Regions from separate parts of the Homo sapiens genome. Here region 2 is linked to region 1. A link is an interaction called in ENCODE POLR2A ChIA-PET data of the cell type or tissue named here. Cell type or tissue: PC-3. All regions are shown on one strand.

Region 1 (5,000 bases):
TTGGGAAATTTTAGTATGGCTGTGGAGTATAATTTGTAGGGAGACAATTTAGAATACTATTGCACACTGGGTAAGAGATGAAACACTCAAGTAAGATACAGTATGTTGCATTTCTTATTTGGGGTATCCTGAGAGAACGTTCACAATTGAATGACTTGTAGAATGAATTTTTGGTAGGAATTGTTGTCTCATCTTTTTAGTTCACTGTTTCATATTTCTCGAGTTATATCACATAAGAATATATAGAGAGATGTATTTTTATGTTTTTCTCTTTTCACTAGAGCTTTCAGAATGCTTTTTTTTTTTTTTTGAGACGGAGTCTTGCTCCATCGCTCAGGCTGGAGTGCAGTGGCGCAATCTCGCTCACTGCAGCCTCTGCCTCCCTGGTTCAAGTGATTCTCCTGCCTCAGCCTCCCAAGTAGCTGAGATTACAGGCACGCACTGCCACACCCAACTAATTTTTGTATTTTTAGTAGAGACGGGGTTTTACTATGTTGTCCAGGCTGGTCTGGAACTCCTGACCTCAGGTGATCCACCTGCCTTGGCCTCCCATCGTGCTGGGATTACAGACGTGAGCCACTGTTCCCAGCCACTTTCAGAATGCTTGACAATTATTTTGAAGTGTTAATTTTTATGCCCTTTTTAGTGCCTTTTTTGGTCAATGTACTTAATATAGATTTTACTTACATAAAAAAATTAATAAACTCACAGGTTTAAAATACAAAAGATAAAAAAGTGTAAGAGTAAGTAAAAAGTCTTCCATCCGTGTCTACCCACCTCCCTCCCAGGGCCATAACCAACGTAACTTGTTTTGAATCTCCTTCCAGAGATATTCTTTGCATGTATCTTACCTACACATGTTCTTCTGGCAAAAAATTTATTCTCTAAAGTCTTGCCAAACATAGAGTAACTTACCAAGGGATTCTAGGTAGTCATGCTTGTGCAAATTACTTTTTACATAGACTTAATGTGTGCCACTGAAAAACTTTTTTCAGTGTAAACAGAATCTGTTTTCGAATTGTCACCTCTGTTTTCTAAACTACTTTCCAAAAATTATAGTATCTGAAGCTTAATTGACTTTAACCTGAATCAAATCTTAACTAATTTGTTAGCTTTGGTAAGCTGATACCAAGTCTTAAACCATGTTTATGATAAGTGCCCAACTAACTCTTATAGAGCACTTACTTAATGCTCTATAAATATTTTATCACAAAGATGGTAATGATTTTTTTTTCTCTTTGTAGACAGGGAGATTTGAAAAAGAAGAAAAAGAAAAAGAAGGGTAAGGCATTAAAAAAGTCTTTATAAATTTTCTCCAAAATAAATGTTTGATTTTAGCCCTATATAGAAATATTTGGACATAAATATACTGCCCTCCCTTGTATCTTTGAAAACTTTTTATCTTGACTATAGCTAACATTTAATTTTATTCTATTACTTTAAAGATCGCAATTCACTAGTTTGCCTAAATTCAAATCGTTGCTCCCTCTTTTACTCTGTGACTGTGGACAGGCTATTTAATATACCTGCCAGAGTTTTTCATATGTAAAATGGAATATGATAGTATATATCTTGTAGTATTAGATACTACATGTAAAGTTCTTAGAGTGGTGCCTGGCACAAAAGTAAGCACTTACACATTTTGATGTTTCTGCTACACATAACTACAAAATTCCATCAAACTAGCTTAAGAAAATTTACTGTTTATAAAGTTGGCAGTCTAGAGGAATGTTAGCATCAAGGTTGGTTGACTCAGTATTTTTACCTCTTTGTTCTGCTCTCCACAAAACAGAATCCCATTAGAGTCATATGATGTATATTGTAAACAGTCAGGGCCACATACTTGTCATTTATATCCATCACAACAAAGAAGCCCTCTCCAGACTTGGCAAGTATTTCTCATTAATCTGATTGGGCCAAGCAGGTCAGTGTCCAGCCTTGAATTATTAACCAGGGAAATAATGTGCATTGATTGGCTTGGAGTGTGGCTTTAATCTCTGGAAAAATTGGGTGGCATTACCGTGCTTGATTTTACCTAGTCAGATGTTATCCTTGGAGCCACCCAAGTTCCTGAGGTTTTGAGGAATCTATCATATAAATCAGGTTATTTCTTGATTTTGCTCTCTGCCGTCTTAGGATACAGGTTTCCCAAGGCTTAGCTCAGTTTATTATTACTCCTCCATCTGTTTTCCAGCTACCAAAATTTTATTGACAATATCTTTTCTTCTGTCTTCCTTTAATGTGTTTTATTACCATTTTAGTGGAGTTTGAGGAAGGTACACAAGCTAATGTTTGTATCCATTTCACTATCTTTAACTGGAAGTCTTATTGGTTCTTTTGTCACAGTACTTGAAAATTGGCAAACATTTAATATTTGTTTTGTGCATTAGTAATACTGCAAGGAAACAGCTGATGACTGTAGGTGGTAATAACCTAAAATTTTACTTTCTTTTCTATTTTTATAGTTTCCAGATGAATATTTTTTTAAATTTACAAGTGATATATGCTCATTCTAAAAACAAAGGTAGTTGTTATCTATCATTATAGAGTGGCCTAAAGAGTGTAAAATTCCCTGCCCAAAATTCATGCTCCCGGCTGGGCATGGTGGCTCACGCCTGTAATCCCAGCACTTTGGGAGGCCAAGGTGGGTGGATCATTTGAGGTCAGGAGTTCGAGACCAGCCTGGCCAACCTGGTGAAACCCCATCTCTAGTACAAATATAAAAATTAGCCGAGCAGTACTCATGCGTGCCTGTAATCCCAGCTACTTGGGAGGCTGAGGCAGGAGAATCGCCTGAACCCGGGAGGCCAAGGTTGCAGTGAGTTGAGATTGCGTCACGGCACTCCAGCCTGGTGACAGAGTGAGACCCTCTCCCTGCCCCCAAAAAAAAGCATGCTCCCAGAGACAATTACTTAACTTTTTTATGTGTGTTTATATGTATATACAGAATCAAACGTATCATTAGGTACTCAAAGTTTTTATAAAATTGTTTTGAACATAATATAATTTGTTTGTTTTAATCTTCTACTTTAGACTGAATTGTGAAGAACATTTTTCCAAATTAATAGATGCACTTCACTTTATTTATTTTTTATTTTATTTTATTTATTTATTTTTTTTTTTTTGAGACCGCGTCTTGCTCTGTTGCCCAGGCTGGAGTGCAGTGGCGCTATCTCGGCTCACTGCAAGCTCCACCTCCCAGGTTCATGCCATTCTCCTGCCTCAGCCTCCCAAGTAGCTGGGACTGCAGGCGTACCCCACCACGCCCAGCTAATTTTTTGTATTTTTAGTAGAGACGGGGTTTCACCATGTTAGCTAGGATGGTCTCGATCTCCTCACCTCGTGATCTGCCCACCTCGGCCTCCCAAAGTGCTGGGATTACAGGCGTGAGCCACTGCGCCCGGCCTGCACTTCAGTTTTTAACCAATTGAATAGCTTGCTATAGTTTGGGCATATTATAATGTAATCATCTTCATTGATAGATATTTAAGTTATTTTGCCATCTTAAAGAATATCAGCCCACCCATACCTTGCCCTATCCATCTTTAAAAAAAAAGAAAAGGAGTATCACCGAGAATATTCTGTTCTTAACTTTGTATCTCTTGGGTTTCTGCAGGATAAATTTCTAGAAGTCTATAAATTTCTAATGGTACTGCCAGATTAAATTGCTTTCCACAAAGGCTATACCAGTATACACTTCCCCTAGTATAGTGTTGGTGAGTGCTTCTCACCATTTCACCAACACTGGGTATTACTGCAAGTCTGATAGAGTTTTTTACCCTTCTCATTTTTAATTAGTGAGGGTGAACATCTGTTCAGAAGATGAATGACTTTCCTTTCTCCTAGCCTACCTTAATTATAACTGAGTCCATTTTTCTTTGAGTGGTTTACATAGTGATCAGCAAGAATTCTTTCTATATTAAGGATTTTTTTCCACTCCTCTATTATATAGTTTGTATTTTAAATTTTTTCTTAGAAATATATTTTTTACTAAATGAAGATTTTAACATTTTTTTATAGATGTATCTGTGAAGTTTTTTTCTTTATGGTCTCTGAATTTTTTTGTCATGCTGAGAAATGAGGCCTTTTCCCCCTTCAATAAAATTCAACACCCCTTCATGCTAAAAACTCTCAATAAACTACGTATTGATGGAATGTATCTCAAAATAATAATAACTATTTATGACAAGCCCACAGCCAATATCATACTGAATGAGCAAAAGCTGGAAGCATTCCCTTTGAAAACCGGCACAAGACAAGGATGCCCTCTCTCACCACTCCCATTCAACATAATGTTGGAAGTTCTGGCCAGGGCAATCAGGCAAGAGAAAGAAATAAAGGATATTCAAACAAAAAGGAAGTCAGGTTGTCTCTGTTTGCAGATGACATGATTGTATATTTAGAAAACCCCATCGTCTCAGCCCAAAATCTCCTTAAGCTGATAAGCAACTTCAGCAAAGTCTCAGGACACAAAATCAATGTGCAAAAATCACAAGCTTTCCTGTACACCAATAGTAGACAAGCAGAGAGCCAAATCATGAGTGAACTCCCGTTCACAATTGCTACAAAAGAATAAAATACCTAGGCATACAACTAACAAGGGATGTGAAGGACCTCTTCAAGGAGAACTACAAACCACTGCTCAAGGAAATGAGAGAGGACACAAATGGAAGAACATTCCATGCTCATGGATAGGAAGAATCAATATCGTGAAAATGGCCATACTGCCTAAAGTAATTTATAGATTCAATGCTATCTCCATCAAGCTGCCATTGACTTTCTTCACAGAATTAGAAAAAAACTACTTTAAATTTCATATGGAACCAAAAAAGAACCCATATAGCCAAGACAGTCCTAAGCAGAGAACAAAGCTGGACGCATCATGCTACCTGACTTCAAACTATTGTTACAAGGCTACAGTAACCAAAACAGAATGGTACGGGTACCAAAACAGATCTGTAGACCAATGGAACAGAATAGAGGCCTCAGAAATAACACCA
Region 2 (5,000 bases), 460 kb after region 1:
GGGTGGCTGAGGCGGGAGTATCACTTGAGCCCAGGAGGTCAAGGCTGCGTTGAGCTGTGATTACACCACTACACTCCAGCCTGGGCAGCCGAGTGAGACCCTGTCTCTGAAAAAATAAAACAACAACAACAAAACAAAAAACAAAAAAACCTATCTTGAACCATTCCCCTCTCACGACAAGGTCTTAATGGGGGCAGATAATATGACAGAGAGACATTCAGAGCAGGCAGAGGTGTCATCGATTTGATTCACGAGTCTGAAATCTTGTTTTTAATGTTTAAGCATTACTCTTTGACAATTGAGAGAAAACAATCCCCCTGGGAGGAGGAAAGTGGCCAAAAGAAAATGGAACAGCTGAGAAAGAATGGAAATGATTCTAATGCTCCACGACACAGAGCCAAGTGGGAGGGAAGCCAGGGTAAATGATCCGAGCCCGTCTATGAAACAGCCCGCCTCAGCTTGCGCGCTGGGTGCTTACTCAGTGAAGCAATAACAACTCTGTCATGGCTGACACAGCTGGAGCTCCTCCATGTTAGTCAGCTGCAGGAAACCAGCCTATGTCCATTGTGCAAGAAGAGTCTGAACACTAGAGACACAGGCACACAAGATTGCATCTCTACTCCGCTTCTCCTTGGTTGTTATGGGAAGTGAGTGTCTCAAGTTAAATAAACTAGACTCTGGGGAACTATACAGTAAAGACTTAGTGATCGGCACAGCTTGGCATTTATGGTGATTAAAGATACAAAACATATTACAACTTTAATTTGTCTTAGTAACTTTGAAGAAGATGTTGTTATTTTAGTTTAATTAGAGGGGGGAAAAGCAGAGGGATTACGTGTAACTTTTTAAAATAAAACTTTGAACCTAATATCACATAAAAGTCAAAAAGTACTTTGATGGAATTTATTTTACTTCTTTTGGGTGTCATGAATACAAAAGAGGTGACATGCTCAACACCACAGTGCTGCAGAGCCAGGTAAACAATCTAGAATAAACTTGCTTCATTGTTTTCTAGCAACCCCTAACCACCTCTGTGATCTGTGGAAGTGAGGAGTTGGTACTTTGCCCTTAATTTCTCCTCCCGTTCCTGGCCAGAAGAGCCCACTAATTCTTGTACCCTGTCATAGTGTAAGTGACTACTGATTCAAAAGATGTCGTTATATTCAGATTAATGGATAAAGAAGTACAGTCATGTATCGCATAATGACTTCTTGGTCAGCAATGGGCCACATATACAGCCGTAGTCTGGTAAAATTATAATGGAGTCAGAAAATACCTATTGCCTAATGATTTGTGTTACAATTGCCTACAGAATTCAGTACAGCAACATGTTGTACAGGTTTGTAGCCTAGGAGCCATAGGCTATACCATACAGCCTAGGTGTAGAGTAGGCTATACCATCTAGGTTTGTGTAAATACACTTTATGATGTTTGTCCAAAGATGAAATTGCCTAACGATGCATTTCTTAGAACACATCCCTGTTGCTAAGCAATGCACTACTGCACCAATACAGTAATGGAACTTTCTTAAAGGAAAATCTACTAGGAAACACTTGATCCTAGCAGTGATCCTAGGCTGCATTAAATTGGAGGCACAATATGGAATAAATTAATACCAGATCCCAGTAGAAGTCCTCAACTAATTCTAGGCATAGAGCATCTTTCTCACTCTTTTTGCTGGCTTTCTTTCCTGCTTTTTTTTTTTTTGAGATGGAGTCTTGCTCTGTCACCCAGGCTGGAGTGCAGTGGTGCAATCATGGCTTACTGCAGCCTCAACCTCCCAGGCTCAAGGGATCTTCCCACCTCAGCCTCCTGAATAGCTGAGACTACAGGTGGGTGTCACCATGCCCAGCTAAATTAAATTTTTTTTTTTGTAGAGACAGGGTCTTAACTATGTTGCCAGGGCTGGTCTTGAATGCCTGGCTTCAAGGGATCCTCCTGCCTTGGCCTCCCAAAGTGTTTGGATTATGGGTGTGAGCCCTGTTTTCTGAAATACATTTTCTTAAGTTGTCAGGGTGATAGTAGTCAGTTTTTAGATTGTTTCTCCACAAAGGCCCAGTTCACCCTTTGCTGGCTTTCTTTCCTGCCTGTTTTTTGTTTTAATTCTACCTAAATATCCTGGCCTAAGCTCTGAACTGTGAACTCCTGTTTTCAACCATAGGTAGAAATATAATGACCATAATTTTTTTTTTTTTTTTTGAGATGGAGTTTTGCTCTTGTGCCCAGGCTGGAGTGCAATGGCACGGTCTTAGCTCATCGCAACCTCTGCCTCCCGGGTTCAAGCGATTCTCCTGCCTCAGCCTCCCAAGTAGCTGGGATTACAGGCATGTGCCACCACACCTGGCTAATTTTGTATTTTTTTTTTAGTAGAGATGGGGTTTCTCCATGTTGGTCAGGCTGCTCTCGAACTCCCGACCTCAGGTGATCCACCCACCTTGGCCTCCCAAAGTGTTGGATTACAGGTGTGAGCCACCGCACCCAGACACAATTTTAACTTATAAAATAAATGGTATTTCATTCCCTCCAAAATAAAAACTAGAAATCAACTGCCAATCAATTTTCTCCATTTGGGAAGCTGCCGCCCTCTAGAGGTAATATGATGTTGGGGGCACTTTCCAGTTGTCACCAGGACTGACAGCAGAGGGAGTTGCTACTGCATTTAGTGTCTGGGATGAGAGATACCAGACATAATGAAATGCAGTTTTTTTGTTTTTTTTTGAGACGGAGTCTTGCTCTGTTGCCCAGGCTGGACTGCAGTGGCGCGATCTTGGCTCACTGCAGCTTCCGCCTACCAGGTTCCAGGGATTTTCCTGCCCCAGTCTCCGGAGTAGCTGGGACTACAGGCACGCGCCAGCGCAGTCAGCTAATTTTTGTATTTTTAGTAGAGACGGGGTTTCACCTTGTTGGCCAGGATGGTCTCAATCTCCTGATCTCATGATCCGCCCGCCTCGGTCTTCCAAAGTGCTGGGATTACAGGCGTGAGCCACCGCGCCCGGCTGAAATGCAGTTTTATATATAAAGAAAGAACCACCTTGCCCAAGATACCAGTAGTACTCACTTTGAAACACTATGAAAGGTCTACAACAAGTTGCATCATCTTAAAAAATTCTCCATTATATTTAATCTAAGAGGACTTAGAAGAGGACTGAGGAGTGGGGAGAAGACAGGAGAGTGTGAAATACATGGGGGCTCCCATATGTTGGGACAGAACATGGTCCTCTCAGGAATTTCATGGCTCTAACTGCGTTTCAGCCTAGCTTATCTTACCAGCATTTATTTCAACATTAGGATCTGGGACTTGACTTGCCAATTCTTCATGACACAGCTGTGGTACTACTTACTCAGCTAGGAATAACAAAAGGTGTAGACTTTTTCTTTTTTCCTTTTTTCAGACAGGGTCTCGCTCTGTTGCCCAGGCTGGAGTGCAGTAATGTGATCATAGCTCACTGCAGCCTCCATATCCCAGGCTCAAGTGATCCTCCTGACTCAGCCTCTCCAGTAGCTGAGATTACAGGCACACAGCGCCACACCTGGCTAATTTTTTTGGGTTTTAGTAGAGATGAGGTCTTGCTGTGTTGCCCAGGCTGGTCTTGAACTCCTAAACTCAAGCAATCCTCCTGCCTTGGCATCCCAAAATGTTGGGATTACAGGCATGAGCCACTGCTCCTGGCCAATAAAGACTTCTGATTGATGTAATGTTATTCAGTCATATAAAGATGAAATGTAAATAAAATGGTTAAAGTGTCCTCTCAGTTGCAGAATAGACCTCAGTTGCTAGAAATACATAGCTTTTTAAAAATCTTTATTTATTTAGTTTTTTTGGGATGAAGTTTTGCTCTTGTTGCCCAGGCTGGAGTGCAGTGGTGTGATCTCGGCTCACTGCAACTTCCTTCTCCTGGGTTCGTGCAATTCTCCTGCCTCAGCCTCCCGAGTAGCTGGGATTACAGGTGCCCACCACGCCTGGCTAATTTTTGTGTTTTTAGTAGAGATGGGGTTTCACCATGTTGTCCAGGCTAGTCTCTAACTCCTGACCTCAGGTGATCCACTTGCCTTGGCCTCCCAGAGTGCTGGGATTACAGGCGTTGAGCCACTGTGTCCAGCCGACAATTCATTTTTATTAAAAAAAATAATAGAGATGGGGTCTCACTATGTTGACCAGGCTGATCTTGAACTCCTGGCCTCAAGCGATTCTCCTGCCTTGGCTTCCCAAAGTGCTGGGATTACAGGTGTGAGCCACTACATCTGGCCTTGAATCCTTTTTTATCTAAGATTTTCAGGCATTGTCAAATTGTGTAAGGTAAATTTCTACTTGTTCTCTAGTATCCATTCTCCCCATTTTTCCTTAATAAAAACCCCAAATGGTTCCCATTTCCTCCTCCATTTCCCAGCTTCCTTATGGGTGGGTGTGGCCATGTGACTTGACCTGTGGACTATGTAAACTGATGTGTGCAACATCCAGCTTTTCTTCCCTTCTTTTAAATAGGGAAGTTGCTTGCTCTCCATACTTTCCCCCTTTTTACCCTTGCTGGAAAAGGATGACAACTTGGGCAGCCACCTTAGACCTACAGATGGCCATGGAATGTTCCACCAGCTGGATCCTTGGAGCAGAGCCACCTACTCACTTCTATCTTATTTAAGCCAATGAATTTTGGAGAAATTAATTTTCCTGCCATTTTTTCATATACTGACTGCTAACTCCAAATAAGAGAAATGACATCTGGTCTCAATATAAAAAACAGTAGTGAGGCGGGGCATGGTGGCTCACACTTGTAATCCCAGAACTTTAGGAGACCGAGGTGGGTGGACAACATGGTGAGAACTTGTCTCTACTAAAAATACAAAAATTAGCCAGGGGTGGTGGTGCATACCTGTTATCCTAGCTACTCAGGAAGCTGAGGCATGAGAATTGCTTGAATCCAGGAGGTGGAATTTGCAGTGAGCCGAGATTGCACCACTGTACTTCAGCCTGGGTGACAGAGCAAGACCCTGTCTCAAAAAAA

The links. ChIA-PET counts read pairs that join two places held together with the same protein. Peaks named below come from ENCODE experiments on the same cell type or tissue, not always from the same donor. Only the 100,000 strongest peaks of a DNase experiment are listed, where the experiment ranks them.
Region 2: POLR2A ChIA-PET joins it to region 1 with 5 read pairs; 3 of 35 experiments call an interaction of 5 or more read pairs at or near these places.

What each region holds. Positions count from the first base shown.
Region 1 is chr4:56,494,113-56,499,112 of GRCh38, forward strand. It overlaps SRP72 (signal recognition particle 72), which reads left to right. Exons shown (of 19, transcript NM_006947.4): 17 at 1,245-1,282. Among named protein-coding and RNA genes, the nearest start is that of ARL9, 9.2 kb to the right of the region's middle. In PC-3, no CTCF peak of the experiment used is centred here; no DNase peak of the experiment used is centred here; H3K27ac peaks cover 459 bases.
Region 2 is chr4:56,957,834-56,962,833 of GRCh38, forward strand. No RefSeq gene overlaps it. Among named protein-coding and RNA genes, the nearest start is that of NOA1, 17 kb to the right of the region's middle. In PC-3, a CTCF peak has its summit at 2,608 (motif pointing left); DNase peaks (open chromatin) are centred at 508 and 2,608; H3K4me3 peaks cover 711 bases.